Linked DNA regions of Mus musculus: regions 1, 2 and 3 are each linked to region 4. The links are chromatin loops, found by intact Hi-C in ENCODE. Cell type or tissue: heart. All regions are shown on one strand.

What was found. Hi-C counts contacts between places; a loop is a spot of excess contacts. Peaks named below come from ENCODE experiments on the same cell type or tissue, not always from the same donor. Only the 100,000 strongest peaks of a DNase experiment are listed, where the experiment ranks them.
Region 1: it touches region 4 in a loop (1.9-fold over the local background); 5 of 42 quality-filtered maps call a loop at or near these places.
Region 2: a loop joins it to region 4, with 4 times the contacts of the local background. A loop is called at or near these places in 5 of 42 quality-filtered maps.
Region 3: a loop joins it to region 4, with 11 times the contacts of the local background. A loop is called at or near these places in 4 of 42 quality-filtered maps.

Annotation. Positions count from the first base shown.
Region 1 is chr3:98,095,917-98,103,916 of GRCm38, forward strand. Notch2 (notch 2) reads left to right here. Exons shown (of 34, transcript NM_010928.2): 6 at 2,180-2,413; 7 at 3,508-3,663; 8 at 4,284-4,472; 9 at 5,605-5,718; 10 at 6,410-6,523. Among named protein-coding and RNA genes, the nearest start is that of Adam30, 61 kb to the right of the region's middle. In heart, a CTCF peak has its summit at 3,560 (motif pointing right); DNase peaks (open chromatin) are centred at 1,265 and 5,801; H3K27ac peaks cover 560 bases.
Region 2 is chr3:97,763,475-97,771,474 of GRCm38, forward strand. The region is part of intron 8 of Pde4dip (phosphodiesterase 4D interacting protein (myomegalin)); the gene reads right to left. Among named protein-coding and RNA genes, the nearest start is that of Gm46816, 20 kb to the left of the region's middle. In heart, a CTCF peak has its summit at 4,880; DNase peaks (open chromatin) are centred at 3,617 and 4,547; H3K4me3 peaks cover 2,481 bases; H3K27ac peaks cover 1,874 bases.
Region 3 is chr3:98,220,571-98,228,570 of GRCm38, forward strand. It overlaps Reg4 (regenerating islet-derived family, member 4), which reads left to right and starts at 1,586. Exons shown (of 6, transcript NM_026328.2): 1 at 1,586-1,632; 2 at 4,087-4,270. The coding sequence starts at 4,204. In heart, CTCF peaks have their summits at 3,859 (motif pointing left) and 6,862 (motif pointing right); DNase peaks (open chromatin) are centred at 3,391, 3,881 and 6,831; H3K27ac peaks cover 330 bases; H3K27me3 peaks cover 655 bases.
Region 4 is chr3:98,009,331-98,017,330 of GRCm38, forward strand. Notch2 (notch 2) reads left to right here and starts at 4,208. Exons shown (of 34, transcript NM_010928.2): 1 at 4,208-4,441. The coding sequence starts at 4,369. In heart, no CTCF peak of the experiment used is centred here; DNase peaks (open chromatin) are centred at 4,121, 4,751 and 6,391; H3K4me3 peaks cover 2,300 bases; H3K27ac peaks cover 1,564 bases; H3K27me3 peaks cover 188 bases.

The sequences.
Region 1 (8,000 bases), 87 kb after region 4:
GAGCCAGTAGTCTTAGTGCTGTGATGATAGTCTACTTTGCTCTACACTTTACCATTTCCCTGCAGACCAGCCTTAGCCAGTCAGTCCTGTGGCAGGGTGGTTTCAGTCCAATAATGGAAAGAGACACAGTGATGTAACTTGGATTGGATGCCATCCTGCATCCAGCAGTAGGGCTAGATCATGGTAGTCATATGCATTCTCTCAGAGGCCCTGCAAGTGAAGCAAGGGGAGGAACAGGAAGGTCTCTTAGGGGAGACCCCAAACATCCACATCTATCCTGTCAGGCAAGGTAATGGCCTCTGCTGCAACGACACAGAAGCCCCAGACAGATTGTTTGCAGCGAGGGAGCAGGAGAAGAATATGTAACTAAGCAAGTGACAGTTATATTGCTTCTATAGTAGAGAGGCTGAAGGCCAAACCAGGCTGAAGTGTGGGTGGTCAGACTCATTTAGCACAAGCATGAAGGGAAGCGGCCACAGCTGGGCACAGTATGGGCCTTCTGTAGATATATGACTTAGGAGGTATTCCGGGGACTGTGGGGAGCTTTAGTATTTTTTAATTCATTAAAATTAATCTAATAAATTAATAAATTAGCTTTGGAGACAGGGTTTCTCTGTGTAATAGCCCTGGCTGTCCTGGGCTCGCTTTGTGGACCAGGCTGGCCTCAAACTCCCAGAAATCTGCCTGCCTCTGCCTCCCAAGTGGTGGAATTAAAGGCCTGTGCCACCAGGACCAACTGGCTTTAGTATTTTTAAAATTCAAGCAGTCTATGCTTTTTTTTTCATAAGTAGATTCCTAATCAGAATGCCCCTTCAATTGATCATTGACGGTTTATTTATTTACTTACAAAGGGGGAATGAATGACTTTTTGTTGTTGTTTGGTTTTAGAATTTGTTATGGTTTAGAGAATTTAGATAGTCTAATTTTAATAGCCTTTGAAGAAAAAGCTGGTTTTAAAATAGTTCCAAGAAGACCTGCTTATTAATTTGTTTATAATCCAGGTGGTCTGAGACCAAACTGCTTTTGTGGATCATGAACTCCTTGTTGTAAGGAGCACAAAACATCCCCTCTTTCTGTGCCCAGGACCCTTCCAGCAGTTCAGTCCCCATGGTAGCCAGCACTCATAGCTCATCTGTAGGAGCACATACCCAGCAGTGGTCCTTCAGTGCTCTGTCGGACGACACAGTGGGCCTCACTCAGCTCCTGTGGCATTGGGTGGACCGTGCCCCTGGGGTGAGACACTTGGGTGAACTGTGCCCCTTGGGTGAGACACTTGGGTGGACTGTGCCCCTGGGGTGAGACACCTGGGTGGACCGTGCCCCTGGGGTGAAACATCTGGGTGGACCGTGCCCCTGGGGTGAGACACTTGGGTGGACCGTGTCCCTGGGGTGAGACGCTGTGCTCCATTTTCATTCTTTGTGGCTTTTTCTTTCACATCTGTACTTTATGGAGGCTTTTGTTTATTCTTGCTCATCCACACTTTTAAAATTGTTATAGTCTGTTTTGGGAGAATTCATGAGAGATACCGGGGACCCTTTCCTAGTGGTCTTTGCTATGTGAGGTGTGTGTACCGTGTGGAAGCCAGGGCACTGACACAAGCACCATCCATGTCTCTCCTTGCTCTGTCCACTTTCAATTGCTTACCTGCTTGCATTCTTTCCTTCCTCTCTCCTTTCCTTCTTCCTTCCTTCCCTCCCTCCTTCCTTCTTTCCTCTCTTTTTATGTGTATGTTTGCATGTATGTCTGTGCACCACATGTAAACCCTCAGAGGCCAGCCAGAAGAGGGCATCAGACTCCCTGGAACTGAGTTACACACAGCTGTGAAGTGGGTGCTGGGATCAAACCCTGGTCTCTCAGAGAGCGCAGTGAGTGCTCTGAATGCCTGAGCAGCCTCTCTAGCCCTACTTTTCTATTTCTTGGCCCAAGAAATTGGCTAAGACAAGGCACCTACAGAGTTTGGCTAGTTGGATAGGTTTTCATGTTGCCAGAGCTTCGAGAAAGGCCATTTCTGTTCTGATAAGTGTTATTTGGATAACTCAGGGTCACCTTAAATTTCATAAGAGGACACAGATTGCTGTAGGTACCATTTACATCAGGCTCAGGCAGCTCAGTGAAGGGCTGTTAGGGTGCCAGTCATTTATGACCTAAGGGTCCTAACCCAGCATCTTTCCCCCCACAGGGCAGTTCTGCACAGAAGATGTGGACGAGTGTCTGTTGCAGCCCAACGCTTGTCAGAATGGAGGCACCTGCACCAACCGAAACGGAGGCTATGGCTGCGTGTGTGTGAACGGCTGGAGCGGAGATGACTGCAGCGAGAATATCGATGACTGTGCCTATGCTTCCTGCACGCCAGGGTCCACCTGCATTGACCGCGTGGCCTCCTTCTCCTGCCTGTGTCCGGAGGGAAAGGCGGGTAAGACCAACAGCACAGCTGAGCTAGAGGTGGCGGAGGCCGGAGTGTGCACACTCTGGCCTTCTCTTCCCTGTGGCACCTCTGAGGACCATTCTGGAATGCAGTCTGGTAGTAAAGGGCAGTCATCTTCCCTAGACATTCTGTTCCAGTAGAATTCCCCAAGACTCTGGCCGGAGAAATCCAGACTAGATGGCCAATCCGTGGACTCAGGGAGACAGTTTAAATGAAATACCCATTTATTCAGAAGAGTGTGCCTCTAGGAGTCTCTTAGGAAGAACTCTTTAGAGGGCACAGGTCACCTTGTTTTCTGGACAGCATCTAGTTTTAGGAGTGGCGGAGCACTGCAGGCAAACCCACTAGAAGAAGATAGCTCAGTCAAGAAACCTGTACCTGGCAGTCTTGAGACATCCTTGTGTTTCTGCCTTTCCCAAAGCCACACCTCTAGCTTTGTGGAAGAAGTCTTGGCCAATTGCAGACTGGAAAATCCGGTTCCCACCAGAACTCTGCAGAGCAGGGAGCCTGATGCCTCCCTGCTTGGCTTCCTCATGCCTGGGCACTTGGCAGGTCCCCACCCCCCTCCCCCTGGCACCTGATCCAGGAATGTGCTGATGTGATTCCTTGGGTGCTGGAGAACAGACAGGTGGTGCTCAGCTCTGAGGCTCGTGAGATGCCAGCGAGCCGTGCTCACTAGGGAGTGTGACACTGGAGAAGGAAGATGCTGGGTCAAACTCTGGAAGCACGGAGTATTTGACACATACTTACATGAACACTTACCAGAAATCCAGATTTAACTGGACACCTGCAATTTTTGTTTGCTAATGCTGGTACTCTCCACAGGATAGCTCCATTTTCCCGTGTTCCTCCACAAATACATGCCCGGCCCTGAGAGCTCTGGCCCAGAGTGCTCACCTATGCCCAGGTTGTCAGCGGCAGCTGAGGGCTGTGGCATGTCCCTAGTGTAGAATCAGGTGAAGGCAATGTTGCCTCTGGGTCTTAATTGGTTTGTTTGGTTCTGCTTTTGACAAGAAAAAGCATTTCTCTAAGAGAGATTTTGTGTGTGTGTGTGTGTTTTCTCTCGCTCTACCCTGAGACAGGTCTCCTGTGCCATCTGGATGATGCCTGTATCAGCAACCCTTGTCACAAGGGGGCGCTGTGTGACACCAACCCCCTGAACGGGCAGTACATTTGCACCTGCCCACAGGGCTACAAGGGCGCTGACTGCACAGAAGACGTGGATGAGTGTGCTATGGGTGAGTGTCTGGCATCTCTTCTAGACTTGGAGGTGTGTCGTGTCGGCTCAGAAAGTGCTGCAGCGGGAGTGTTCTGTACGTTAGCGACTGCTACACCCAAACCTGAATTTCTGTTTCCTGTTCTACACACGTAATTTACAATCAACCTTTACTGTACATGCATTCTGGGAATTCAGTGCAACGGCAAGTCTAGACTTGATTATTAATAGACGCTCCTGAGCTGGGATGATGGCTCAGCTGTTAATTATGTACTACGTTTGTAGAGGATCCAAGTTCAATTCCTAGCACCCACATCAGGCAGCTCACAATTCCGTGCAACTCCAGCTCCAGGGAATATGACCTCATTTTCTGGTTTCAGACATATATACATGCACATAGCTAAAAATAAATAAATAAAATGAATATAAAGTCCTACCTCAGTAAGAGTTTAAAAAAACAGCACACATTTGGAGACCACTCTTGTCATTTCTTCTTATAAGTTAACAAATAAACCTGAAAACAGAGTGATCTTGTTTAAAGTGGGGCCTTGGGTTGTAGATTCCTGACTGCCCTGTGTTATCTGTCTTTGTGGGAACTCTGGCAAGCGCTCGGTCCTGGTAACTGGTTCTTATGTGTTACAGCCAACAGTAACCCTTGTGAGCATGCAGGAAAGTGTGTGAATACAGATGGCGCCTTCCACTGTGAGTGTCTGAAGGGCTACGCAGGGCCTCGCTGTGAGATGGACATCAACGAGTGTCATTCAGACCCCTGCCAGAACGACGCCACCTGCCTGGATAAGATCGGAGGCTTCACCTGTCTGTGCATGCCAGGTAAGGAGGGCTGGTCAGCTGCTGACAGGACTCACTGACTCCATGCACTGAGCCAGCGCGGGGTTCCCCAGCTGACTAAGAGAGCTGAGCCCGGGACCCCTGCAAGCCCCATGATTGCAGAGAAAGTAGGAGACAACTGGGGTGGTCAGAGCAGAGCAGACCAAGTCAGACAGGAGCTCCACCTCAGGCTCCAGCTTCACACAGTGGGAAGCCTCCGGAGCCGTTTCCCACCGGAACCCTCTAAACATGGAGTGTCCTGATGCTCTGAAGGATCCCGTGTGCCATCCCATCTCACTTACAGAGCTAGTCGTTAGCCACACTTAATGCAGGCATCTGCTGCTTACCCAGAATGAGCCCCTAGCTCAGTTGTGTTCTGGAGCGACTCCTCAGTGGACAAAAACAGAACGACGACGTGACAGCACAGGTCAGCTGTTCTGTTAATGACTGAAGCCAGCGCTATAGCCTCGGCAGGAGCTCCCCCTAGTCCTGACCGGCACCCCAAGTTGCACCACTTCAGTTGGTCTTAGGAAGGCAGTGGGGAAGGGGTCCAGAAACTAGAAGTTATCCAAAATGTGGGAGTCTTGGTTTGCATGCTGTGTCCTGGGGTGTACCCTTGCATTGGCCTTTTTTCTTGTCGCTGTGGTGATGTACCTGACAGAACGAATTAAAGTCCCACAGGCAAGTCAGTCCATCGTGGCAGAGGAAGACATGGGGCAGGGCATGTGGCTGCAGCTCCTCATATTTTGGTGGGTTGGGAAGCAGAGATAACAGAAACAAAAGCAAAGCTATTGTCCTAAGGTCCCATTGCCAGTCTACCATCTAGGCCCCGTCTCTCTCCCACAGCTGTCCTCGCCGCCACCAGCTGGGACTGGGTGTTCAAGCACACGAGCCTGGGAGGGGATTTCACACCTGTACCATACCAACCCTGCCTCTTCCTCACATTGGCAAAAATGTCTTACGGCATCTATGTTTTGTCCACTACAGCGACTACTCTATCATAGTGAAGACTCGCTTTCTTTGGAGAGCTGCTCATGCTTGCGGAGGTTTTTAGCTCTCTCTGCACATTTTTGCTTCCTTGGCTGGAATGCCCCTTTATTTCTGTCTGAACCGCATGTGTGGTCCATTTGTGCAGGTTTCAAAGGTGTGCATTGTGAGCTGGAGGTAAATGAATGCCAGAGCAACCCGTGTGTGAACAACGGGCAGTGTGTGGACAAAGTCAACCGCTTCCAGTGTCTGTGTCCCCCTGGTAAGCGCCTGCCACCTGCCCCTGTGCTCTCCAAAACCCCAAGCCAGCCAACCACAGGAAGGGGAGGGGGAGCGAGTGCGTGTGGGCCGAGCATGAGGAAGTCATTAAAGTGGCTACTTGGGAAGAGACTTTGTGTATGCTGAGGTGGGGAACTGTTTCAGCCAGCATGTCTTCCAAGACTTTTGTGGCCTGAAGTCCAAGTCTGTTCTCGAACGGCCCCTGACCTCCCTGTCTGTGTGTATATTTCAGAGTGCTCACACCTCACAGAAGCGCAGGATTTTATTTTTTCCTCATGAGTCATATTCCTAAATCCCAAGACATTTTATTCCATTAAGTCCAGGCCGGCACCACACATCAGATTTTTTTCCAAGGTCCTGTGCCTCTGCTGATGTTGAAGGCCTGCCAGCTGTCTGCTGTGGACGGTGGCTTTTCTACTTAATCTCCAAAGAGAAGATCCTTTCAGTCTGGGGATACAGTTACTGGTTTGAGACTCCATCTTCAGTAGTGTCTCAGTTCCTCTTGCTTTCCCTGGAGATGGACCTGAGAGTCAGGGGTAGAACCCCAGTACCTCTGACCTCCGAGCTTTGCCTTGGTGACCCCTTGGCATACACTCTGCCAGTGATTCAACCACTGTTTCAGTAAAGGAAGATGGGTCAGTCTCTGATATGTGTCACCTCGGTGCCTCTTCCAGGCTTCACAGGACCAGTGTGCCAGATCGACATTGATGACTGCTCCAGTACTCCCTGCCTGAATGGGGCCAAGTGCATCGATCACCCGAATGGCTATGAATGCCAGTGTGCCACAGGTAAGTGTCAGCCCCTCCCATCCCTTTGAGGCCCCTCTGTGGGCAAGGCGACTGTCTTCCCCTAGCTGCTCGGAGGTAGAGCATAAAGGGTGCTGCCCTCCTCTAACAGCCAGGGGCTGGCTCATGCTTTCGCTGCAGACCTCCTACTGCTGCAGACCTCCTGCTGCTCTTACAGTCCTTACCTGTAGCCCCTGGCTCATTGTCACCACACAGTAGTTCTGCCCACATGTTCAGCTGGTGTCTGTGTGTTTATGGAAAGGGTTTGGGCAGCAGTGAGCTTCTAGCTTGCTTCCCTGGTACCTTGGGAATAGGAGAATTCTAGAAGAAAGCTGTTCTTCACTGAGGCTCTCTACAGGGTCTCTGTGTCTCTGAGTCCAACCTTTGTGCAGTGTAGATACAGATGTCCTTGAGAGTTGGCTGTGTCTCTCTAGGAAGGTGCTCCCTGCATGATCTGATTCTGTATTCTGAGAAACTTTGGTAACACATTTCTGGGTCTTGGACCATATTTCTCACATGGGAATGGGCTTTATTGAGCTGAATGACTACAGCACACTTGCTGTGCAGATGCATGGCTCATCAATATGGAGAAAGCCTTAAACTATTCAAAAAGGAAACCTCTTCCTTATGTGATTCTGAGATAGAAGCTATAGGGAGAGAGGGCTGGAGCAAGAGCATTTGCTGCTCACGCAGAGGACCTGGGCTTGGTTCTCAGCACCCACATAGCAGGTTCCAACCATCTGTAACTCCAGTCTCAGGGAATCTGACACCCTCTTGTGGCCTCTGTGGGCATCACACACACACACACACACACACACACACACACACACAGAGTTCGCATGCATACATATAGGCAGGCAGACTCTCAAAGTCATGAGTAATGTCAGAGCATAAGTTAGAAACAGGTTTTTAGCATGTAGGCCTTGTGCCTCTGATTTCTCTCAGGTCTCAGGAAAGCACACTCTGTTCCCATAGTGGTGCAGAGCTGATGTCTGTTGTAGGTGTGGACTCTGCTGAGCTGCCTTTTCCTCGTAGGAACGTTGCCTCCTGTTGGAGATGCTCCAGACGTTTCTAGCCTGCTTCTGTGGAGCGTGACTTCACAGCAGTGAGGTTTAAGTCCTAGATCTCATGTTTAAGGGACAGGAGGGTGCTGAGGTGCTCAGTGGGTACTAACACCTGCCGCACACCCCTAAAAACATGAATTCGACTCCCAGACCTCGGGGAGCAAGGAGGGAACCTACTCCCAAAAGTTGTCCCCTGACTTCAACATGTACACACCCACACCACCCATTTGAAAAATAATAATTTAAAAAATAAGTTTAAACAATAAAAGGGAGGAAAGACCTCCTTGGACCCTTTTTAGGAAGAGGTGGGACATGGATCAAGTTACACCTCAGTTGTGGGATGCTTACTTCTCTCATTGTCTTTCAGAGAGTCACAAGTGGATCATTCATTTTATTTAATGAATACCTATTTAGAA
Region 2 (8,000 bases), 250 kb before region 4:
ATGCACGCTTTATCAATCTGGAAAGGAAAGCAGAGCCCAGGCCCAGTGCCGCACAAGGCTAAAAAGCAGAGTTCTTACCTCTGATTAACAGCACTTTCCTGGCATGTTCCTTCCCTTACAATAGTGAGTCACAGATCTCAAACTGCTATCATTTCTATCCTGTTGTTAATCATCAGAGACAAACAAGAACCATCAGCTAGCATAAAATTAAAGGCCCAGCCTACAACTATTATCTAATGTCTACATTTTTCAAAGGGTCTGATCCGCCTAAATAAATGACTAAGGTATTAAATGGGACAAATTCACCATAGTCCCCAAACAGAAGACCTTGACATTGTAAGGTATGAGGCAAAGGTGTGCTCTTTGAATTCAGATACAAAGGAGTCTGGTAGCTCAGAGCTCTTTGTGAACTGCTGTTTACTAAGGGACCACACCCCCCTATCATAGCTTTTCTATCTCAGAGCTGGACAATAAAGAAGGAAATTATTACCCAGCAAGACCTCAAACCTTCCTGCAGATAACCTGAAGAGCCTGGGTCTTTGGGTCTTTCAAGCGTAAAGTCCACAGAAGGCAAATAAGTGATTTGCATATATCAGTAAGCAAGACAAATATACTGTTGCTGTTTACCTCAATATAAGGAAGGAGAAGCGGGCGTGGGGTTGGAAGAGAAGCAAAGCTCTCCGGAAGAATCTTCAGGCTGGTAGTTAATACACACACAAAGGGTTAAGTGGGAGATTAAACAAAAGAATCAAAATGACTAACAGAACGGTCCGCCAGGTTTCCTTCCTATTGCAGGATTTTTTTTTTGCTTTTAAGGCTCTTGTATCTACCAGCCAAAAAAGAAAACTACCCAAACCTCACATTTATTATTCTTTGTTCATGTGCTCAGAGAAACTGGTAAAAGCCGGTCTGCCCTTGTTTCACCTGGCTGTGGTTTGACCGAACACCATAACAGCCCTTAAGGAGATTAAAAATCAATCAGATTTAACCAATTAGATTAAGGTCCAGAATAAAATAGGTATTTGGTTCACACACTTTGAACACAGTATAACTATTTTCCCTTGCATCTGTAGTTATTGGAGAAAACATAGTAACTAAAACTCTTTCTTGGAGCTCAGGGCTGTTTTTCTCTCACCTCCCAATGCTGTACACTTCACACAGTAAAGAACGAAGTTATGTGACAACAGAGCGGTACTATCCCACTGATGTAAAGCTCTAACCTTCACAGTTACTGTAACAAAGGGACTTGATCTGAGGGTACAATTATCATGGTTTACACACTCATTCAGTTTTCTTTATGGAAACCCCGAAAATCCTCCTGGAATCCTTGGATACAGAAAGTGGGTTCTTGATTTAAAATAGGTTAAGGTGATACGCTTCAGGCAGTGCAATTAAATGTACAGAATGAAAAGGTCTTGGCAGAAACGGGTGAGGGAACTTTGGCTCAGCAAGCCTCTTATTTAAACAAACTTTCCAACACTCTTAATGAGGGCTGTTCTTGAAAATCCTTCCCAACTCCAAAGCTGGCTGATTCCAGGCAAATTACCAAAAGATTTTTTTAAATTAAATATGGAGTAAGGAAAATCTTGTTGTCCATGGAATCTTCAGGTCTTCAACTTGCTGCAGTATTAGCCACAATTGAGAGAAGAAAATATATTAGTTCCCCATGGTGACTAGCCTAGTTTCAGATATTAAATTGAGATTTATATAAGTGTTCAATTTATAGTATCTATGTATGGTTACAGAAACACTGTTTGAGCCAAACATATCAGTGGGGATCCATTGTAAAAAAAGAAGTACCCAAGTGCTGGGCATATACAATGCTTAACATTTCACACAAATGAAAGTACTGATTTTTTTTTTTTTTTTTTTTTTTTACTTTTTGATAACACTTTCATCTGTGCTGATTCTGATAATTTTGCATAAACTTTAAAAACATTTCTTGCACTTTCTGCTAAAGTTCTTATTGGTATACAAAGTTTACATGCAGCCTAAGTATGCCTCAAAAATCTCACTTAATTGTAATCTCAACTTCATTCATTACCAGACTGTAAGTTTCTGGACCCCTGTTGCCTGAGAACTAAGCTTCCCTAGTGACTTCTAGACTGTCCACCTTAGCAGTGAGTGGTACCTCTACAGAATCAACGTGCCAGGATATTTAACAAAGTTAACTGAATCTAGCATTTAGTGTTGCTTTAGAAATGAAGGAGTACCAGGTCCCGGTAAATAGCTGAACTTAAAAGGGTGCTGTGAAGTGAGTATTTCATTGAGTAGATGTGAACAACTTAAATTAAGTGAACTGCCATTCTCCAGTTATTAAGAAAGTCGAGAGTAGGTTGAGTGAATCCTTCCTTAACAAAGGAAGAAAAAGCTGTCTGTGCAGTTTTCAGCTTAACTTCATGAGTGACAACATTTGAATCGCTAAGTATTTTCCACGAACAAGTCACCATTAGCTCTGAGATGACCATTAATTATAACAAACACTGCCCAGATGTTCTTTCTAATGCTTTCCTGATGGGCTAATAGTTTCCACTCTATGTGCTAACCATTTTGAGGCATCTGAGGGATGAAAAGCTTAAAGCTCCAGGGTGAACTTGCCAGGAACCTAACTCTAACTCTCTTACTGAAAGGCAATGGAAGAATATCATTCACAAATCTAAAAACAAAAACCAGCAACAATCAAGGGGTGGTGTGGGAGGACAGTTTCCGATGCCAAAAGTAAGACTTCTTTCTGCAGAAAAAGAACCTTTATCTTTTGTTACATATAATTCTGACAATAGGAATTGTTAAACTGATACTGTTTAAAAGGCTTCTGAAAAGTAATTTATGTAAGTGTAAATCACATTTACTAAGGTGCATAAGCAAAAAGTATAGCTGAAATAAGCTCAACAATTAATTTTTTTCAAGCCTAGACCACTTACTATCCTGGAGCTAAACAAACCATGGGAAACCTGTGGACGGCTCATGAGAAAAGCACTATAGGTAGCCATTGTGTATACCTGGAACCCGATCGGCAAATACTCATCACAGAGATCATCCCACAGCTCCTGTCCGTCTGAAATCTCCCAAGGATAGCTCACAGGCGTCCTGTAAAGGGGTTTCAAAGGCCTGTTAAGGAAACTGGAACTAACTCCGTTTGTCAGGATATGGCCAGGCTTGGCTCCAGGTAGGATGGATTTCACTGGAATAGGAAGCTTGCTCCCTCTGGGACTCTGAATGGGCTTATAATCAAGACCTTTAATCATGCTAAGAGCTAGCTCCAGTTTGTGGTTACACAAATGCTGTGGAGCCTGTTCGTCAGAACAGTAGTCACACTTTACAAGTTCTTTCGCACTTCTCTCCGTTTCCTCGTCTTTCTGTTGTGGAGGACTAGCCTGGACACTAGCATCCAGAGACTCCACGGAGGAACCTGGTGTCCCTTCCTCCATGCTTTCTCCATCCGGGGGTACTTTTGTGCTTGCTAAGTCTGGTGGCCCAACCTCTGACAATGCCGGTTCTTCAGTGCAAATGCTGGTAGACCACCTGCTAGAGGGGGCATAAGAAATACTTCGGGCCACTTTTCGAGGCACCTTACAAATGGCTTCATAGTCGGAATCCGCAACCCGCAGAGCTGCACAACCGCGACATCTCCTGGGTCGGTTTCCGGGCCCTTCGGAAGCATGACAGCTGTGTGAGTCGTTAATCTGATCCTCATTTTCTACCCAACACTCAAATCCCGAATAGGCAAAGTCTTCTTGGAGCAGCGCAGCGTACCTCATATCTGGCAAGCCGGAAATGTCTACTGTCCCACTCCCCGCCTTGTTCTCCTCGCCAGAGTCATCATTATTCTTCCGATACATACTGGCAATGCAGAACTTGAGGCGATCCTTTTCCAGGAGCAGCTTCTGTAAGCGCTCAAGAGAAAGGGCTTCGATCCTGGCAATGACAGTATCGAATCGATAGATGCGATCGAGCATGAAAGCGCACTTGCTACAAGCAAACTCGGCTTTGCCATCACGAGAGACATCTTTGCCTAGGACGTGCGAAAGCAGAACCTGGAGGTTGAGCTTGGACGCGGTATGAAAGATCCAACGCCGCTGGTTTCCACACAGCTCCCGGGCACAGATCCTGCAAATCTCTTTCATCTTCACTCCTGGAGGGTGCGGAACTTCTCTGGAGCGGCCAAAGCTGCGGGTTGCTCACCGGCTCTGGGATGCGGTCCTCTTCCCACCTTGATGGTCTGGGGCTGGCATGGCCCAGTCCCAGGTCCTCACTGGGCAGGGGCACACCTCAGCGTGCGCAGACTCTGGGTACCACAAGACCAGCCCCGCCCCTCGGGCAGGGGGCGGGCGCGGGCGCAACACCGATTGGGATGCTGAGTGACAGGGTACGAGCTGCGCGAGGTCGCTGCCAGGGCCCCCACAGCTGTCTCTCCCGCGGGCTGCCTCGTCCTCCACGTCCTCCGGGGCGGGCAGTCTAGGCTCTGGGACAGTAAAGTCGGCTCAGAGCTGACGCAAAGCCCGGGAGATGAAGCATCAGATTTCAAGATGGCGCCGGGATAGGCGGTCTCCCCAAGCCTCCTCTGGGAGATGTAGTCCGACCGCTGCGGCTCCGCGCATGCGGGCTGGCGAGTACCTCCCCTCGCCTCCAATCCATTCTCGCCTGCTAGCCCGGTAAAGCGGACTTTGCTCGGAGGGGGAGAATGCAAAGTGAGATATAAGGCCAACGCCTGGCTGGTTTACTCTGATAAGATCTCACCAAATACACTCCCCAATCCTTTCAGGGAATCTCTCTCCTCTGCTGGATGCCTTGAGGCTCCTCCCAGAGGAGAAAGCCCAGTCCCCTCCCTGTCTGTCTACGGTCAGTGCCACGTACACTGGATGTGGCCTGGCGGTGCCACTAGGTACCGCTGCGCCACCGCCTTCTGACGCCGCCCCACCTCCTCTCCTAACTCTGACTCTGGGGTCAGAAGTTCCCAAGCTGCAGATATGTTTGGGGAGAACCTGATAAGTAGAGGAGGCAGGTTGAAAGAGTTTGCCGACACCAAACTAAGGTTGGACCTTACTTACTACTGGATTGATACAAGAAAGGAGACTAGTGTTTCTATCAATGTCACGTGATGTGTGGATAAGCAGGCCTAGGTGTTTTGTCCTTTTCTGAAAGTGGGAAATGGACCTGTATAATGCAGGCACCTGAGAGTCCAGTAAACACCAGGTGACTGGATCTGATCAAGATTTTAAAGCTAACAAGAGAATGGGCTTTGTCAAGCTTCAGGCCTCCTGAGAGAGTATCACGAATTCTCTTTCAGGTTCTGGTAGACAACTTCTGTTGGAAATGGAAGAAGGGAGACAGACACTTCTTTGAAAGTGTTTTCAATTCAAGTACTTCAGAATTAGGGCTGGAAATTCACTGGCATAGTTAGTACCTGGTTTTACTATTATACAACTAAGTCTTCCGATCCTTTCCTATAGAACTTCACCCACATAAGAGAACCTGGAGCAGCAACTGGATGAGATGCAGGTATCACAAACTGTTGCCAGTAAGAAATTCACTTCCTGGCTTTAGAGGCAAGTACCAGAGGAGGAACAGCATCTCCAGGAATCCCTTGAACTTCCTCCAGGGCAGGAACTCTGGGTCCCTAACTAATGACTTTTAGATTCAAAAACTGTGGGGCTAGGGCTATCGTGATCGTTCTAATCACCTAAACAAAATCCTGTAGCTTTGTATGCCAAATAGCTTTGCATATATAATTTCATCTAAAGACACAGATTCCGATCCTCTAAGCCAGACCATAAAATGGGACTCCAAGTAAAAACCGCTGCGTTTTTTTTAAATCCTTAAATGATGTGAGCTTGAAAGTCAAAAGAAACTGAGCATCTGTCTTTGAAATCTACAACAGTCTATTAAAGACAGAGTTTCTGAACTCACTATGACAGATGGACAGGCAGAGAGCACCCTACTTCCTCCTACATAAACTACTCCAAAATTACCCTGAAAAATCGATAGTGAGCTTTCACAGCAGAGCCAGCCTTCGCATGATCATTGGTGTTTAAAATAACTTGATCCTAGTCAAAAGATTGTGCTGCCTCGATAACAAAGCTTGAAGCTTAAATGAAATTTAAAAGAAACATTACAATAAGCTTAACATTTTATGACCCTTATCATCATCTTCATCACAGTTTGTAGTTAACAGTAGCTCCTTTAAGAAAGGAAACAAAATGGGGTAGAAGGAACAAGATGAAGATATTTTATTCTCTATGCTATGAACCATTTGAATTTAGGCCAAGAACTATTCAGGTCTCACCTTTAATTTTTATTTCATAGAATTTAAAAAAATTTAGATTTAAAATATTGTAAATGAATGTTTTACCTGCATATATGTATGTGCACTACAAGTGTGTGTGTGTGCTGGCTGCCCCAGGAGTTCAGAAGAGGGAGTTGGTTTCCCGGAACAACAGTTCCAAATGGTTATGAGCACCATATGGGTTCTGGGAGCTCAACCCAGGTCCTTGCAAAAGCAGTAAGTAGTTGAGTCACCTCTCTAGCCCTAATCTTTAAATGTAAGAAAGATCCCACAGGTAAAACCAAAGGCTGTGTCAATTTAACATCTCAGGTTCTGCTTAGACCTAAGCCATAAAGCTTGACACTGAAGGGAAATGCTGGTTAGCTTGCATGATGTACATACAATATGGGCGACTTAATATGAACAAAGGTTCAACTAGGGATGTATAAATTAATAATAATGGTTATATCTTGGAGAGTAAAATGGATATTTATGTTCATTTTCCATCATTTGGATTCTATAGTTCTTTTTTAACAATAAATATACAACACTTTGTGATTTAAAGAATACTTCTTTAAAGCAAGGTAGGATGCCAGGCTTGGTGGCACATACCTTTAATCCCAGCACTCAGAAGGCAGAGACAGGCAGATCTCTGTGGACTTGAGTCTACATTTCAAGTTCTAGGTCAGTCAGGGCTACATAGAGAGATCCTGTCTTAAACAAAGTAAGATAAACATGTTTTTACATAGTTGTGCAACACTGTCCAGCAAAGAAAAAGAATTGGCTCTGATGTGTGCTTCATACATGAATCTCAAAAACATGGTAATGAAAAAAGCCATATACAAACAAAACATTTTGTGTAAAATGTAATTGTTTCAATCATTTGAAGTAAAAAAAAAATAGGAAAAATACATCTATTGTGGTGGAGGTTAGAAACAATTTCAGGATTAAAGGGTGAAAATTTAATTTCAAAGAAAAATGTGTTGACTAGTTTTATGTCAACTTGGTACAATCTAGAGTTATCAGAGAGGAGGGATCCTCAAGAGAAAATGCCTCCTTAAGATCTGGCCATAGGCAAGCCTGTGGGCTGTGACTCTATGGAGGTCAAATGACTCTTTCACAGGGATCACCCAAGGCCATCAGAAAACACAAATATTTACATTATGATTTGTAAAGGCAGCAAAATTACAGTTTTGGAGTAGCAACAAAAATAATTTTATGGTTGGAGCTCACCACAACATGAGGCATTGTAGTAAAGTGTTGCCACATTAGGAAGGTTGAGAACCACTGCTGTAGGGCATGTTCTTAGTGATTCATGGGGGAGGGCCTATTTATGGGTGGTGTCATCCCTGGGCTGGTGATCCTGGGTTGGAAGAATGGGGGATAGACTTGAACTAGCATGAGGGGTCACGGACACCACAAGAAGACCTACAGAGTCCACTAGCCTCAGCCCATGGGGGCTCACAGAGATGAAACAGAGCATGCAGGGGCTGGATCTAGGCCCCCTACACATTTGTAGCATCTGCAGCTTGGTCTTCATGTGGGTGCCCTAACCATTGGAGGGGAGACTGTCTCTTGATTCTGTTGCCTGCCATTGGATCTCTTCCCCTAACTGGACTGCCTGGTTGGACCTCAGTGGAGGAGATGCACTTAATCCTGCTACTACTTGATGTCCCAGGGTAGGGTGGTACCCAAGGGAGTCTTCCCCTTCTCTAAGAAGAAAAGAAGGGGGTAGTGG
Region 3 (8,000 bases), 210 kb after region 4:
AAGGGAAAAGGTGTTGTGTATTAAACTAGGTAAGATCACCTAGCAATGCCCTCCTTCATATACAGATTAGGGGCCTGTGACTCCAAGGGGTTCAACACATTCCCCGTGCTTTATAGTGAGAGAGGAACAGAACTCAAACCTCAACCAGCCACTGCCAGGAGCCAGACCACCTGCCTCTCTCTCTCTCTCTCTCTCTCTCTCTCTCTCTCTCTCTCTCTCGGGTATGTGGTGTTGGGGGAGGTAAGCTGGGAAGACATTGGTTTCTCAGGCCCTAGCATAAATTTACACAAAGGTGGGAAAGATCCAATGACAGAGGCAGAGTAGCATCTAGAAAACAACACTAGGCTTGGAGCAGGGAGCCATAACTTCCCTTGTTAACCACACTAGGCACAGCACTTCTCCGGAGTAAGACCCAAGCATCTGCATGGCCGCCTTCAGGCACAAGGGACCTTACAGAGCCATTTCTATAATGTACGATGAGCAACGTCCGACGCCCAGAACACAAATCAATCCCTTACCCTCTGCACAGACAAGCAAACCTTGATGTCCTTTCTAAATAGCTCGTTTTTTTCAAATGGTTGTGAATTCAGCAAGCAAACCTAGATTAGACTGAGGCCAGGGTTCTCTGAATACCACTGACAAGCCTTGAGAACCAGGCAGGTCACTGCTGTCTTGGAATTGGATTTCTTTTATTTTCTTTTGTTAAGGCTTTTTCCCCGAGGTTTTTATTATGTGTAGGTATGTGTGTCTATGTGTGGGTGCAGTTGAGCACAGATGACTTGTGGGAACCAGAGGTGTCAGATCCTCTGGAGCTAGAGTTACAGATGGTTGTGAGCTACCTGGTGTGGGTGCTAAGCACTGATCCAGGTCTCTGGAAGAGCAGCCAGGTGTTCCTGGTCTAGTCGGTGGGCTTCTTAACTGTGCATGGGAGAAGCCTGCCCTAGGTTGCCCACAGGGCTTTGGTTAGCATCTTGTTTGATGGTCTAAGAAAGAATTTGCTGTTAACTATTCTATCAGTGTAAGCTACTTGGACACATTTGCCTGTGTTAAAACATGACTTCTGTACCTTCAGTTCCATAGGATAAAGACAACCGGAAGGGTTCCAAGGACCTTGGTGCAGGCTGGGAGGTGGGAATGAGCACTTTGGGGACAAGAGTCCTGTTTGGTCATCAGGTGTGACCCAAAGTCAAGTCTTTTCTGCAAGGATAGAAATCTAACGTCGTTCCAGAGAGGGAAGGACGTTAGGTCATCTACAACACGAAGAGATAAAAACGAGAGGAAGAGCAGAACCAGGCTCCATTAAGGGAAGAGATGGACAGCAAACGGCAGTTTGCCGACTACAGGATACTGTGGATTTTAATAACGTGGACATGAAAGAAGATTTTGTTTGCTCACAGGGAGGGGTCCTGCTCTTGCTTTAACAAAGCTCAATGTGTGTCCATTTTAAAGTTATCACCTGAACAGCTTTTTTTTTTTTTAACTATAGATAAGGTTAATTATTGGTAAACACTATTGCTTCATGACTTCAACAGATTACATCTTGAGACAAGAAGGTATAAGAGCTGCAGGACTCTAACGTAGGCCCACTCAAGCTGAAGAAGGCAGGGTTCTCGGAGTGTTGCTTCCAATCAGGTAATCTTCGCCGTAGCAGGGACAGGGGGCTTTCTGTGAACGCCTGTTATTCTCTGCTAGCTACCCAGTGGGTCAGAAACGACAAATCACAGCGTCATCGCTCCTGCTGGGGAGTTTGTTACAGTAATGTTTGATTTAAATTGTTAATTTTTACAAAATCATCATTATTAATGGATGTGCGGGGATGCACCCTTGCGTGCATGCGTGCGTGCGTGCGTGGCGAGCTTTGTGGAGTCAGTGCACTGTGAGCACTGTGAGCTCATCTTCACGTGGGTCCCAGGGATGGAACTCAGGTAAGTCATCCGGCTTGCACAGCAAGCCCCTTTACCTTCTGAGCCCTTTGCTTAGCCCTGGGTTCTGTGTTTTCTTGCTGCTCTGTTGAAAGAGAGTTAGTTGGCTTTGGCGTCCAGCAGTAGTGGGTTCCGTGGTGGTGTGAAACTGGTCGCTGTGAAACTTAGGGACCGTCACAGAAGAATCTCTCTCAATGGATGTCAGTTTGTTTGACCCTAAAGCGGTTCTGTTACTGACACTTGTCAGTGCAGTCTGATTGTGGAGGTCAAACGAGATGTTAGGGCCTCACCAGATGTTTAAGACTCATTCAGAGTAAGGGAAGAAATGCGGACCTCCTTCCTCCAGTCAGTCAGGCCTATAGTTGAGCCGCGCCATTGGCATTTCAAAGGACTTTGAAATCCCAGGGTACATTTGAAAGAACTCCTCAGCAAAAATAAATAAATAAATAAGTCAAGGTTCATATGATAATTTAAAAAACAATAAAAAAGCAAAGAAAAAGAAGGGGTGCCCCCTCTGTGAATGTCAGACCAAAGTGCTCACAGGGCTGCAGATTAGAGTTTCCAGAAGTCTCCATTTTAGTTACATCGGCCCTCCTAAGCCATCAATTATTTGATATTTTATTATTATTCTTTTATCATAAAGCATTGTTAAATAAGAACTCAATGAATTCTTCATTTATCATAGTTTTGTTTTTTGGAGATTTTTTGTTTGTTTTGTTTTTTGAAAACAACTATTGCTTAGAATTGTAGGAAAGCATAATTAAGAATGGAAGGGTGTGTGGGTGACTACACTAACCTAATACCACAGTGGTGGTTAATGTTTCTCATAGAAATTCCAAAGATTATAAAGGAGAGCATGCATAGGACAAAGGCATTTTAAAAACCTGAACATGACTTCTGTGAAGAGATCCAGCGAGGCCCAGAGCTCAGCACTTGGCAAAGGGGCAGGGACTACTTCGAGGAAGCAAACAGAAGTGGAGCTTTTGGGTGTCATGTTGAACCCCTACAGCTGTTGTTTGTCCCCCTTCAGAGTGGAAAAAAAATCATAAATGAGAGAAAATATGAACTGAGATACACTGTTAGTAACTTCACTAGGAGGTATAAATATACAAAAAGCAGTCTCACAAATCATCAAAAAGAAAAAATCCAACATGTAGAAAAATGTACGAAGCTATGAACTGATAAATCACAAACGAAATGTTAAAAAGTGTATCATTTTTATTTATATAATTTACAAGTAGATAAAAATTATATCACTTATGCTCCATTTTGTTGGTAGCTTTTAAATAGGGGCAAAAATGTCTTTTTAAATACCAAACTGAGTAAAAAGCACTTTCTGACAAACTTTAGCATCATGGAGTAGGAGGGCAGCAGTCTTGAGTTCCCACGAAGGAGTGAGCAGGCAAGCCTGCCAGGAGACAGCGGCCTTCCTCTGCAAACGCAGCAGAACACGTGGGTTCACACCAAACAGAAGAGAAAGCAGGCAAAGAGCCTGGCTGCAAGAACGTTCTTTGTAGCCGGCTTGGTACCAGGCAGGGTGACTCTAGGCTCTGCAGGCTCTTGCCCAAACTGCTTGTCTCTGGGAGATGAATCACTTCTTATCTCCTGGTCTGTGTTGATGTTTTAATGACTTATAAGTTTTTTGATAATGAAAGAGGAGACCAGCAAAGATTCTTTTTTTTTTTCCTTTTCTTTGTTTTAAGTGATGTAACCAAGGTTTAAGAGTCAGAGCTGGTGACATGAGCTAATGACTCCCAGTCCCTCTAAACCCAATGCTTTCTTATCTGTAACTGTATTGGAGCCATCTGTTTACCTTCAACATTAAAAAAAAAAAAAAAAAATCCCAGTGTTGGAATCCCTTTCTTTCATTTACTGGACTTGAGGAGGCCTAGTATCCCCTGTGAGAAAACGTGCCCAGGTCGCCCTCTGCTGACTGTCCTGGAGACAACTCGGGAACTCTGGGTAGTTCAGGAACTGCTCAACACTTCTGCCCCTGTCCTTAGGACTCTGGCATTGGTCCAGAGGGCTTGCAGGGAAAAATAAAATTCCACAATGTCTGCAATCCCTACATTAAACTTGAGATTATCTTCATTGTAAAATGCTAATCTACCTGACAGTATTTTGACGTGGTAGCTAAATCCCAGCATCTTTCTCACTGCTCCAGATTGCAGGTCTAGGAGAATCCAGAAAAAAGAGAAGAAAAGAAAAGAAAAAAACTGGAACGGGCTCTGAGGGCCTTGAAATCAAAGCATTGAAGTATCATCTCCATCGAAAGAGGAAGATGGCTTCCAAAGGCGTGCGGCTACTCTTACTGCTGAGCTGGGTAGCTGGCCCCGAAGTCCTGAGCGGTAAGTTCAGTCAGTTATTGGAAGGCAGCCACAGGTAGTAAGTACACAGTGCACATAGTATGCCATCCACTCACCTGCCCAGGCATTCCAGGAAAGCATATCAAGATGAGAATGCAAAATCAGGTGGCCGTCAGAGAAGAGCCAGTCTGAGACGGTTGGAAGCCACCCTTAAGTCAAGGGTTGCAGAATAAAGATTTTGAGTTTGTTGTGAGCGATAGAGAGCCTGTTTCAAGAAGCCAACAGGCCTCAGGCTGTCTGTAGCTCATAGCTATAATCACAATGTCCAACCATTTATGCACTGTTCTCGTGTTTGAGCATATTACAAAGTCCTGTTTACCAGGGACCTGCAAAGCTAGTTAGAGAGATGACTATTGTACACTCATAGCACAAGGACAGGGAGCGTGCCAGGGACACTGTGGAATCTGCAGCAGAGAAAGGAGGATGAAGAAGGTTTGAGTGTGTTGAGGAGAACCACCACGGACTATCCGGGATGGAAAGAGATGCAATGTGGGGTCCTCTGATATAAATGCTCCGTTGAATCTGAGAATGACAAAAGTCACACTGATGCCCAGCTCCTAGCTTGGTCATCTCCCACAGTACCCCACAACCTCACTGGGAGTTGGAGGAGGCAGGACCTCTGAGAAACAAGAGTTGCTTGTTTGAGCATTAGTTCTGTCGAGGGAAGAGGCCACTAAAAAGATCTGCTGAGGCCTAGAAGTTCTCGAATGGACTTTGCCAAGGGGATGAATGAATGCAAGGAAGTGTGGGGAGAGGTGGAGCTTTTGGGGCATCGGTTGAAGGCTGTGTTTTTGCCGTGGCCTACCCTCCACGTGGCCTTGTATGATACTCTGCCCCTGACTCCACACTTGTCTCAGCTACCAGCTCTCTGTGTCTGATTTCTCAGGACCCAGGGAATTCAGCCACTGCCCCTGCACCCTGCAAGAATGCAGAGAACACTGGAAACTGTCCCCAGTCCCTGCTGCCTTACAGCCGTGTCTGTATGCTCCTTGGGGGCTGCCCTGACCTCTGGCTTCCTTTAAGAGCTTGACACTGACCCTGGCTATCTTCTGGAGAATGAGATAAGACTTCCCAACCTCTTCCCAGGACTTCACTAATCTCCTTGGGTCTCTCCCCAGGAGGAGACTAGAGCCAAAACATATAGCACGGGTCCTTCCATGGCTCTTTTCCAGACAGATCTTCCTCCCAGCTGTAGAAAACCTTTTTGTTTATTGCTGCATTCATGAGAACTGTGCTTAGGACAGATCCCATATATATATATTTGCACAAAAGCTTGTGGAAAAAAAAAGTCTAATCTTGCATTTAAAGTAGATGTGGAGAGCTTAGAAACTGATTTTTTTTCTTTCAACGGAGGCTGATGGCCAACATCATAGCTCTGTTGTCTGAGCAATGGCTCCTTGCCCTGGCCTGTGGGGCTCAATGAAGAGAAACAGAGAGACATTTAGACACAATGAAAACTGCACTGGCTAATATTTTTCAGAAATACTCCACCTTGTTATCATAACAATGGTGCTGGTTTCTCACAGCTACAATTCTAGCTGAGTCTGGTTCTGCATGTCTGGAATTTTGGCTACTCAGGAGAACAGTGCAGCATGACCTCAGAGCCCTGACCTGCCTGGGCGACACAGAGTTCAAGGCCAGTCTTGGAAGCTTAAACAGGCTCTGCTTCAGGTTTAAAAGAGAAAAGAAGAGAAAAGAAAAGAAAAGGAAAGGAAAAGGAAAAGAAAAGAAGCCTAGGGCTAGCCTGTAGATCTACAGCTCTGTGGCAGGACTTTCCCACCATGCACCAGACCAGTCCCCAGTATCACACAAGAAAGCTATAGTTCTAACCAGCTGTCATTTATTTAGCAATTATTTTGTGCTAGGCGGCGTGCTAACCACTGTGTTTGCATTAGGTATGCATTATCCCACCAGCTCTCCAGGCAACCCTGTGGGGAAAGTGTACATCAGTTCACTGTGCAGACAAGAAGTCAGAGTTGTACGAAGGTTAGGAGATTAGAAAGACCACTAAAGATAGAGAGCCTGGTGCGAGGACCTGTCTCTTGTCACCCCATGTGCAGCAATGAGGAGACTTGGCACCTGTGGCAGAGATGTGAAAAGACTCTAGGCTGCTGAGAACGCAGCGGCTCCTCAGAAGTCCCACTCCACTCCTGTCTCGTGGCCTTAACAGGTTTTCTTGTCCGTACCACGAGTGCCCATTCCCATCTGTCTGAGACAGTCTGGCTATTAAGTAGGACAGCCCGAATAAATATGAGTGGCTTGCAGGTTTTTGTTTTTTAAACATAGCTTGAGCATGACTAAGCCGGCTAGAGTCCCAACTCAGAGCCACACTGTCTAGACCATAGCTTCTCTTTTTCTTATTTGCTGTGGGAGTGTGAGGCGCAACAACTTCTTTCTGCCTCGTTTCCTCATCTGGGACGTGGTGGCAATATCAGGAACTATATAATGGGGGTGAGGGTGGGTTCTAGAGTATAAACTGCCCAGAGAAGGACCTGGTACCAAGGAATGCTGGGTAAACCCGAGGCACAACGGCGCATGGCCTCAGTTGGAAGCATTTCTAAGTGTTCCCACCAGGGGGCGCATGTCGGTAGCTGCAACAATGCAAGGCTAAGGTGAGAAAGAACGATGGAGAAAAGCAGAGGGGAGGAAAGAATCGAGGAGGAGCGCACAAAGGCACGGAGAAAAACAAAAGAGATAGGCGAATTGAAAATACGCCATGGGCTGAGGTCTTGGGTTGAATAAAAAAGAAAAAAATAAGTTGAATGTCAATATCTATCTGACTGTGGCTGCTGACCGGATACAACATGACCGCCACCGCTACCTCTTGCTCCTGCAGCGTTGCCCTTCCTGCTTTGAAGGATCGAATCCCGCCAAGCTACAAACCAAATAAACCCCTTTCTCCTCCAGCTGCATTTGTCAGGTATCTGGTCACAGCTGTGAGAAAAAGATGACCAATACGCGTTCCTTCCCATTTGTTAGCTCAGTGATTATCCTTCACTCACAGATCTGCTCACACACACAATAGAGCTAAATCTGTAAGAGCCTCGTGCTCCAGATCAGCTGGCACTGGTGCCTGGGAGATTGTAGCTAGAGAGGGCAAGAAGATGGAGCCAAGAAAGCACTTCAGTGCTAAGGAGCTGGCAGCAAGGCTCAGTTGGTAGAAGGTGTGCCTAGCTTGCATGAAAACCTGGCTTTGACCCTCCACTGTTTTGTAAAATCAAATGATGGCAATGCCTATACTCTCAGCACAAGGAGCCACAGGCAGGAGAGTCAGAGGTTCAAAGTCATCCTCAGCTACTTTGTGAGTTCAAGGCCAGTCTGGGCTGCATGAGACTTTGTTTCAAAGGAAAGAAAAGGGAGGGGGGAAAGAGAGAGATGGAGGGGGGAGTTGACAGGGAGGGAGGAAGAAAGAGAGAGAAGGGAGAAGAGAGAAGGGAGAGGGGAAAAGGGGAGAGGTAGATAGATAGAAAGAAAGGAAGAAAGGAAGAAAGAAAGAAAGAAAGAAAGAAAGAAAGGAAGGAAGGAAGGAAGGAAGAACACTAAGGAGCAGGGAACCTGTCTGAAATCAGTGTGAAAGCCCTGGAGATTTACAGGGAGCAAATGAAACAGAACAAAGAGTGCCACGCAGTCATCTGACTGGGAAAAGGTCAACACACTTAAACAGCTCTAGTCTGCCCACATCACCGTGGAAGACCTTTGCAGTGGTCTAGAG
Region 4 (8,000 bases):
TGAAGCTATGGCTCACCAAGGATCTGCAGCTGCTCTGACTGGTTGTAGGACTCCCCCCAGCCCCGACCTCCAGGTGTCCCTGCCAATCTGGCTTAGAAGAAGGACTTGCTCTAATGAGGAACTATGTTCTTAGGAGAAGAGCCATCCCCAGTCTAGTTACAGTGCTCAGTCTATCTGGGGCTTAGCTTTGTAGGCAGGTTGGAGACTTCCACCTCTTCAGGCTCTGGTTCAGGGTTTGAGATGCTACCACAAGCCACTCTGGCAGCAGGAAAACAGATGCAGACAGTGATATTCAGGCTTCACCCAGGGAAGAGACCAGTTGCAAGAGTGCAAGGCCACACTTGTGAATCAGCCAGGCTACATCCGGCTCTTTCAAAAGGCCATAACTGCTGTAAGTCCCGAACACAGTTTCCCCTTAGAGCTATGCTGATTTCTTGCCTACTTTATCTCCTCTATCGAACCACCTTTCTCTTCCTTTTGCTAGCCTTTATCTAGGAATGGTGTCTTCCTGCCCCAAGGTATTGAGGCCATTGCTGATTCCTTGATGTTACTCTTGCTCTCTCCTTTGAGCAGTTGCTAATCCCAAAAGCCACGCCCACATGTCCAGCACTCCCACAGCTCCTGTTTAAGTTGCTGTCTCCCCAGTTCATGGACAAACTTTGATCTTCTTGATTATCTGCTTTCACAGACCCTGCCCTGTCCCTGTGGCAGAAGTAAGCCTCTAAACGCAATAAGTCCCTGCTCACCTGATTGGCTATTTCTTCATCTGATTGATCATTTAATTCTCTGACTTTTAGTTTACTTATCGGCCTCTTCCTGAAGCTTTCCCTTGATGATAGTTGGTCTGGTGCTGTGTATACAAATGCTATATTCTGTACCCTAAGAGCTGGTTGCCCCCCAACAAGAGAATTCTCACATACATCAGCCTTTGCTTGCTCCCCAATTTCAAGTTAATTGGTTAATAAAAGGCTACAACCTGTGATGGGCAGACAGAGAGGGAAAGGCAGGACTTGATGATCTAGTGAGAGGTTTCAGGAGAGACCAGGGGAAGGAGAAAGGAAAAGAGGGAGGGAGGAGAAGGTCACCTCGAGGCTGGATGAATCTTGAGCACAACAAGGAGAAATGGACCCTGAGAATAACCCAGGCAAGAACAAAATAGCAAGTGACAAGGGACATGTGGCTGGAACATAAATTATAATAGTTCCAAACTTGTCCAATTTAGGTTTACAGCTTGAAAATAAAATACCAGGATTTTGTATCTTTTATACTGGCTAGCTAGAATATGTAATTCACTTTACATTCCCTGACGAATTCCAGGCTGAACCTGTAACACTCTTGACTGGATTATAACGCTTTTTATGAGCACCTTCTTATTCTTTCTTTTATTTATAATATTTCTGCATTATTTATCTAGTGCTTACTAGAACACACACACAGTGAGTTTAACACTCCAACAATTCAACAGAAGTTTCACATCATGTAATACTTTCTATTCTTTAATGTACACAGGAACATGCACACGTGTACATACACACACACACACACACACACAGATGTATCTGCGGGTATGCATACATATATGTGCATGTGTATAGAAGCCAGAAGTTAAAGTTGGGTATTATTATCTGGACTGCCATCTCTTTTGAGACAAGGTCTCTCATTGGTCTAGAGTTCATCAATTATGTTAGATTGGTTGCCAACAAGCTCCAAGGGCCAGCTAGTCTCTGCCTCCTTAATACTTGGCTTTGGCTTTTTTTTTTTTTCTTGGTCAAGATTTTGTATGTGTGTGTCTGTCTGTCTGTCTCTGTGTATGGTGGGCATTGTGCACATATATGTGGGTGCCTGTGAAGCCAGAACTATTAGATCTCCTGGAACTGGAGTTATACGAGGTCACGGGCCACTTGACATGGGTGCTGGGAACCAAACTCTGGTTCTCTGGAAGAGCAGACTTAGCTTTTAACTGCTAAACCATTTTCCCCACCCCTCTGCCTGTTATGGTAGGGGAGAGCAAGCTCGGGTTAAACCCACTGGACTGTTTCCCCAGCCCTGAAGGTTATTGTCTTTAAAGCTGTCACCCTGAGGAACACAGCTACAGCCACTTCTGGAGCTGTGCCTCAGGGGTGAGCACCTTTACTCTCTTTTGTATGCATGTTGGTTGTGAGAAATCTGATCTTTGTAGGTCAATTTAAAGTTTGTATCGGCAACTCACGATTTACCCTCTTACGTGAGTAGAGATTAGACTGGTAACACCATGGGTGAACAAATGAAAGTTAATGTTATTACTCTTCTTTAAACACATGGCACAAGCAGAAATTGCCTAGTGATTTTCACTAACTATACTATTTTTAAATTTAAATTTGGTTTTATTTTATGTGTATGGGAGCTTTGCCTGCGTGTATCTCTGTCCATCATGTGCATGCCTGGTGCCTGTGGAGCCCAGGAGAGGGAAGTGGATCCCTTGGAACTGGAGTTGCGGATAGACGTGAAGCACCATGTGGGATGTGGGTGCTGGGGATTGAACCCAGGTTCTCTACAAGAACAGCAACCACTGAGCTATCTCTCTAGTCCTCAATTATGCTACTTTTTGAAAAGAGCTTCTAGGGTCCCAATGTGACCGTTTGCAGTAAGTACTAGCTTCTCTTTCCCAAGGTAATGTATATGTGTATGTGGTATATTATTATTTGTGTTTGGTATAAGGTATATGTGTGTGACATATGCTGTATGTGTGTGATATATGGTATATATGTATGATATATGCTGTATATGTGTATGTATATATTCATGTGTGTGGAGGTCAGAGGACATCAGATATCCTGTTCTATTACTCTCTAACTTATTCCCTGGTTGGGGGGGGGGGGATCTCTTACTGAACCTGGAACTGGGCTACCTGCTAATTAGCCCCAGAGATTCATTTAACTCTACTCCCTACAGCTGTTTGAGGCATGTGCATAGTCAAACCTGGCTTTCACTGTGAGTGTTGGAGATTTGAACTCAGGTCCCCGTGCTTGCACAGCAAGCACTCTTTCCCGCTGATCCATTTCCTCAGACTCTATAGTGCTTATTAAACTGCAGTTTTAATGTTCACACCCATTTGCACTTGCTGAACGGTATTCTGCATTCTAGGTCACCATCTACTAATTGATAGGCACTAGTGATGAAGGCCATGATCCTGGGCCATAAAGACTTCCCCGTGTAGTCAAGACAGAAATACAAACAGTCCTGTGTTACTTATGCAATTCCTCGTAGTTGCCAATTTCGTTCTACAAATGCATTTATTCCTAAGACAGATCACACCCTCCACTCTCCCACTTTGGAAATTGTTAGTGTAATAGCTTTATCTTTTAAAAACTATGCACACAAACGTCCATACAATGTTCAGTGTTGTTTGGAAACATTTATATGTAAATGGCATTCTTAGAGTCTCGCTCTGCGATTCGTGTTTTCATCATCATTTTGGTTTTACGGCTGACGTATATGAAGATGGTATTTTCAATTGTATTGCACTTATAATTATGCATTATTCATCTAGTCCCTAAGGGTGGGGCATTTAGGTTACTCTTCACTCGCAGCTATTAATAGGTTATAAAGAGTATTCCTGGTTCTTCTTTCTATTTTCTACACCTTTGACTAGAGTTTCAAGCTCCTGCTGTCTCTTGAAAGCCTCCCCTAAATTCTTCTAGACCCTAGAGCGGACGATTCCAGTGTCCCAAGCACCTTGCTACACGAAGTTCACTAAAAGAACCAAGGATGGGTGGGTGGATGGACGGATGAATGAACGAAATGCCCAGAGCATCTTAAGGAATGTCCTCTTAAGAGTACTTTGGCGCCTTTGCCCTCTGCCTTCCGTTGACAGTCTCGTTTTTGCTCTCCCTCATTCCTCTAACCAGCCAAGAAGTGTGTGGGTGGGTGTGTGGGGCATGAGGTCTGCCTCTCTCTACAAGTTCAGGACCCGGGTAAACCCTAGTGTTTGATGTTGGGCGCTTCAGCCGCCCCCCTTTCCGAGCTCATGGGCGGGCTCGGCGGTCGAGCGGGCGGAGTACGGGGTGCTGCTCACTCAGATCCCTCCGCGCGCAGAGGACCGGCGCTTCTTTCTGCGGGAAACCCCTGGGCGCGCGGCGGCGACGGGGGCGGAGCCTCGCGGTGGGAGGAGGCCGAGGCGGAAGGACACGCGGGCCGCCCAGCCGCGCGGCGCAGCCAGAAACTTTCAGCCAAACTTCGGGCGGCGGCCTGGCTGCGCGGAGTGCAGGGGCGGCGCAGCGGGAGCTCCAGGACTCAGCGAGCCGCGGGGGCAGGGTAGAGCACGCGAGAGCCGGGCTCCTGGTCGGGACCCGCTCCCCATGCGGATCTGCTCTGGCTGCGGCCCCGAAGATGCCCGCTCTGCGTCCCGCCGCGCTGCGGGCGCTGCTGTGGCTCTGGCTGTGCGGCGCGGGCCCCGCGCACGGTGAGTACCGGGCGCCCGGGAGACCATCCCTCTCTGTCTCTGCGCTACGGGGACTGCGTCTTCCAAACTGCCTCGTCCGGGCCTCGAGTCTTGGCAACGCGTAGCGTCCCGGGTTCCGCGTTAGCGGGGTCTCGGGCGAGCAGCTCGCGGGCCGAGGTGCGAGTGTGGTCGGGAGGGCGGCGGGGGCTTGCGGCGTTCCCAGCTTTTGACACCCGGATCGGTCGGTTTGTCCGGAGGAGGAGTTGGGCGTGGGGCTTAGGTCTTGGATAGGTGGAGGCAGCAGTGGGGGAACTGGTGTGGCAGCGTGCTGAGCCACATGATTGAAAATCTCAACTGCTGTTATTCTTTCCGAGGCGCGGAGCTCTGCTGCGGTTCCAGTGTGCGTCCAGCCCCAGGAATGTGGTGTGACGATCCCCAACTCCTCCAACCTGGCAGCAGCTTGCTGCTCTTTTGGCACCGTTGGGGGTGGGGCAGGGGCAGGCGAGGAAAAGTGGAGACGTTGCTTGATCCGAAGTGCTTGCTTAGAAAGGCTTGTTATGGTGGGATATTCCGTGCCCCCTCGCTAACTTGGTGGGAGCCAGGAAAGGAAATCGGATCATATTTTACCCACTCCACCCACATCTTTAGATTTTACATTTCTTTGGAATGTTGTATGGAAAGAACTTCGGCTTTGGAGTCCAGCTCTGTAATCCTGGATTCAAATCTTCTGTATTAACTCACCAATAAAATGGGGATGAAATTACCCAGCTAATAGGATTAATTAAAAGAATGTATATTAAACCCGTAGCACTTAAAAGATGTTCAGAAAAGTTGTTTCAGGGCAGGAGCAGCGGTTTGGTCTGTGCTTCCAATGGGGCTATGTCTTGTACTGGTTTGAAGTCTGTGCTTCCAGTGGGGCTATGTCTTGTACTGGTTCGAAGTCTGTGCTTCCAGTGGGGCTATGTCTTGTACTGGTTTGAAGTCTGTGCTTCCAGTGGGGCTATGTCTTGTACTGGTTTGAAGTCTGTGCTTCCAGTGGGGCTATGTCTTGTACTGGTTTGTTGAACTGGTAGGGTCCCCCTTTACTCAAGAACAATTAACTTTTACCAGAAAAACTCTAGTACATTTCCTCAGAGAAGGGATGAGTTTCAGAAAAGTATGGTCTTTGTTCATTGTAACAGGCAGCTGACATGCCAATCGCAGATGCTTTGAGGAAGACTCGATTATTTATCACCTGCAAACAGTGCTGGGCTGTCCAGCATCAACCAGATACTTTCTGGAAAATTAGAATGTCATACATTGCTGGGTCTGTAGGTTTTCAGAAGTGGACCAGGATTGAATTCAGGATTGAATGGTTCCCGAAAGTTTTCCTCAAAACTCAACGATGGCATTCTTGCCTTGCCCCTTTTCTTTGAGTGAAGCTGTTAGCCCTCAGTGTAGACTTAGTGTAAAGAGCTGTATGATTAGTGTGGTTTTTTTTCTGAGGATGAAAGTGCTTGGTCCCCCACGACTTGTTTTACATAGTAAAGTAACTTTAGTCTTCATGACCTGTGTCTTTTCCCATATGGAATAGGATTCAAAGCCTAACTATTTTTCTCTTGAGTACTTCGGGGACTAGTACGTAAAGTGACTCACAAGTGCTAACGCTGGCAACAGAGATGGGATGAGGCTGGCACACGGGCTTTCTCCCATGTTGAACCCCAGTGCGCTGAACTGATGCCCCCACTTCTGCTAATGCAGGCCCTCGCTGTCACCGATATCGGTTGGGGCGTCACACTGAGTGTCAGTCCAGCTCAAATGTAGGCATTTTGGGTTTTGGACAGGTGTTCTTTAGATGCTAAACTATTCTCATGAAAGAGATTAAAGAGCTAGTTGTTGTTGCAAATCTTAAATCTTCCCAGGGTCTAGCAGGGAAGCTTCCTAATCTATTATGGTGTATTTGCCAAGGTACCAATTATAACTCTCCCTCCCTAAGTTTTGAGTGTTCCCGTGTTTGGCTCGTGGCCAGTTGTTAATTTGAACATCACTGGTTCCTAAGGCAAGGAGCTGTCAACCCATCTGTGTGAGCTTCTGAACAATTCTCTGGACCACCCCTTACTCCCCTTACTTCTGGCTTGCTTTTGGCTCTGCGGTGGGAGTGACTCCCTGGTTTTGCTGTCACCTAGACACTTTCTCAGTTGAATCCCTACTATAAAAAGAACAAGTTTTTTTTTTTTTTCCTTTAGGGTGGAGATAAAATTCACCCTATAACTATTTCCCGTTTTTCTTTCTTGGAGGGAGGGGGGAGTGGTTGGTTGCAGAATCTCTTGTTTTATGGTGTTTGGCATCTCTTTTCTGCCTCCTCTGTGGATTTGTGTTGCCCAGAAGGGCAGCCTTGGCTCACCTGGCCTGTCACTGATTTCAGGACCTTTAAAGAATGTTTAAGCGCAGTGGGATATGCTTGGATGCTTGAGAGAAACCTTATAATACATTTTAAAAATATCACACCCACAGAAATTTTATTTTGCCCACAGAATTTGCATTGATGTAGTTCCCACTCTTCCATTCCTGGTGACCCTCCTCCCTGCCCCTTCCATGTCCTGGCTGCAGCAGACCTCCACTCAGCACCCTGGTGTCCTGACACAGGAGGCCTGAGAATCTGTATTATTATTTTTTTTAAATAAGGCTTACAAAAGATTTTGACAAATTGACCGAGTGGGACAATCACAGATTAATTCTGCCTTCAAGAGGTGTATGAGATCTTGCCTTTTAGATTTTAATAGTTTCCACAGTGAACCCAGCTTTAACCAGCCATTCCAGCAGTTAACCCTTTTGACTCTTAAAGAATTCAGAAATTGCTAACATGAAAGCTGTAGACTGTGATTGGATCCTTCTTGTGCACAACTGCTTCTAAAAAGGCTTCATGTGTGAGTGATACCTCTACCCCCTCTGCCACGGATTCTTCTTCAAATGTTATATATACATATAAATTTTGGATTCTTTATAAACTTTTCCAGGTGTGTGTGTGTGTGTGATTGTGTGTGTGTGTGTGTGTGTGTGTGCCCTCTAAGGCATGATCTGGATAGGAATGCATTCTTGTGCTGTATTTACAGACTGTATCTGTTTTCTTTCTTGATGTCTGTCCGGATGTCTCACTGATCTGTCCCCTCCACTCCTGAACTTTCTGGATCCTCCTGCTCCTGTCTTCTCTTGCTTTCCAAACACACCTTGAAAACAAGAATGTCCCCCGTCTGGCACTTTCCCTCTGCACCGGTCCACTGTATATGTAGTAATTGGGACAAGCCACTAAGCCGGGAGCCAGAAAACCAGAAATCTCCTCCAGCTCTGTTATTAATTGATTTGGTGACCTTGCAGGGGAGCCCATGGTTTGGTAGTTCACATTCTCATGGACTTTGTCACCAATCACAGGGCTGGTTGCAGAGTTGGGACTAGAATTTCTTTGTTTAAGGCCTCAGGTCCAGGGCCTTGTGTATCGTCCATACTGCTTCTGTCTTGTGTACAGATGGATTTGTGTACACAGAAACACATCCTTGAGTGCTTACTGTTAGTGTATGCTACAGGGAAAGAATTGTGCCTCTGC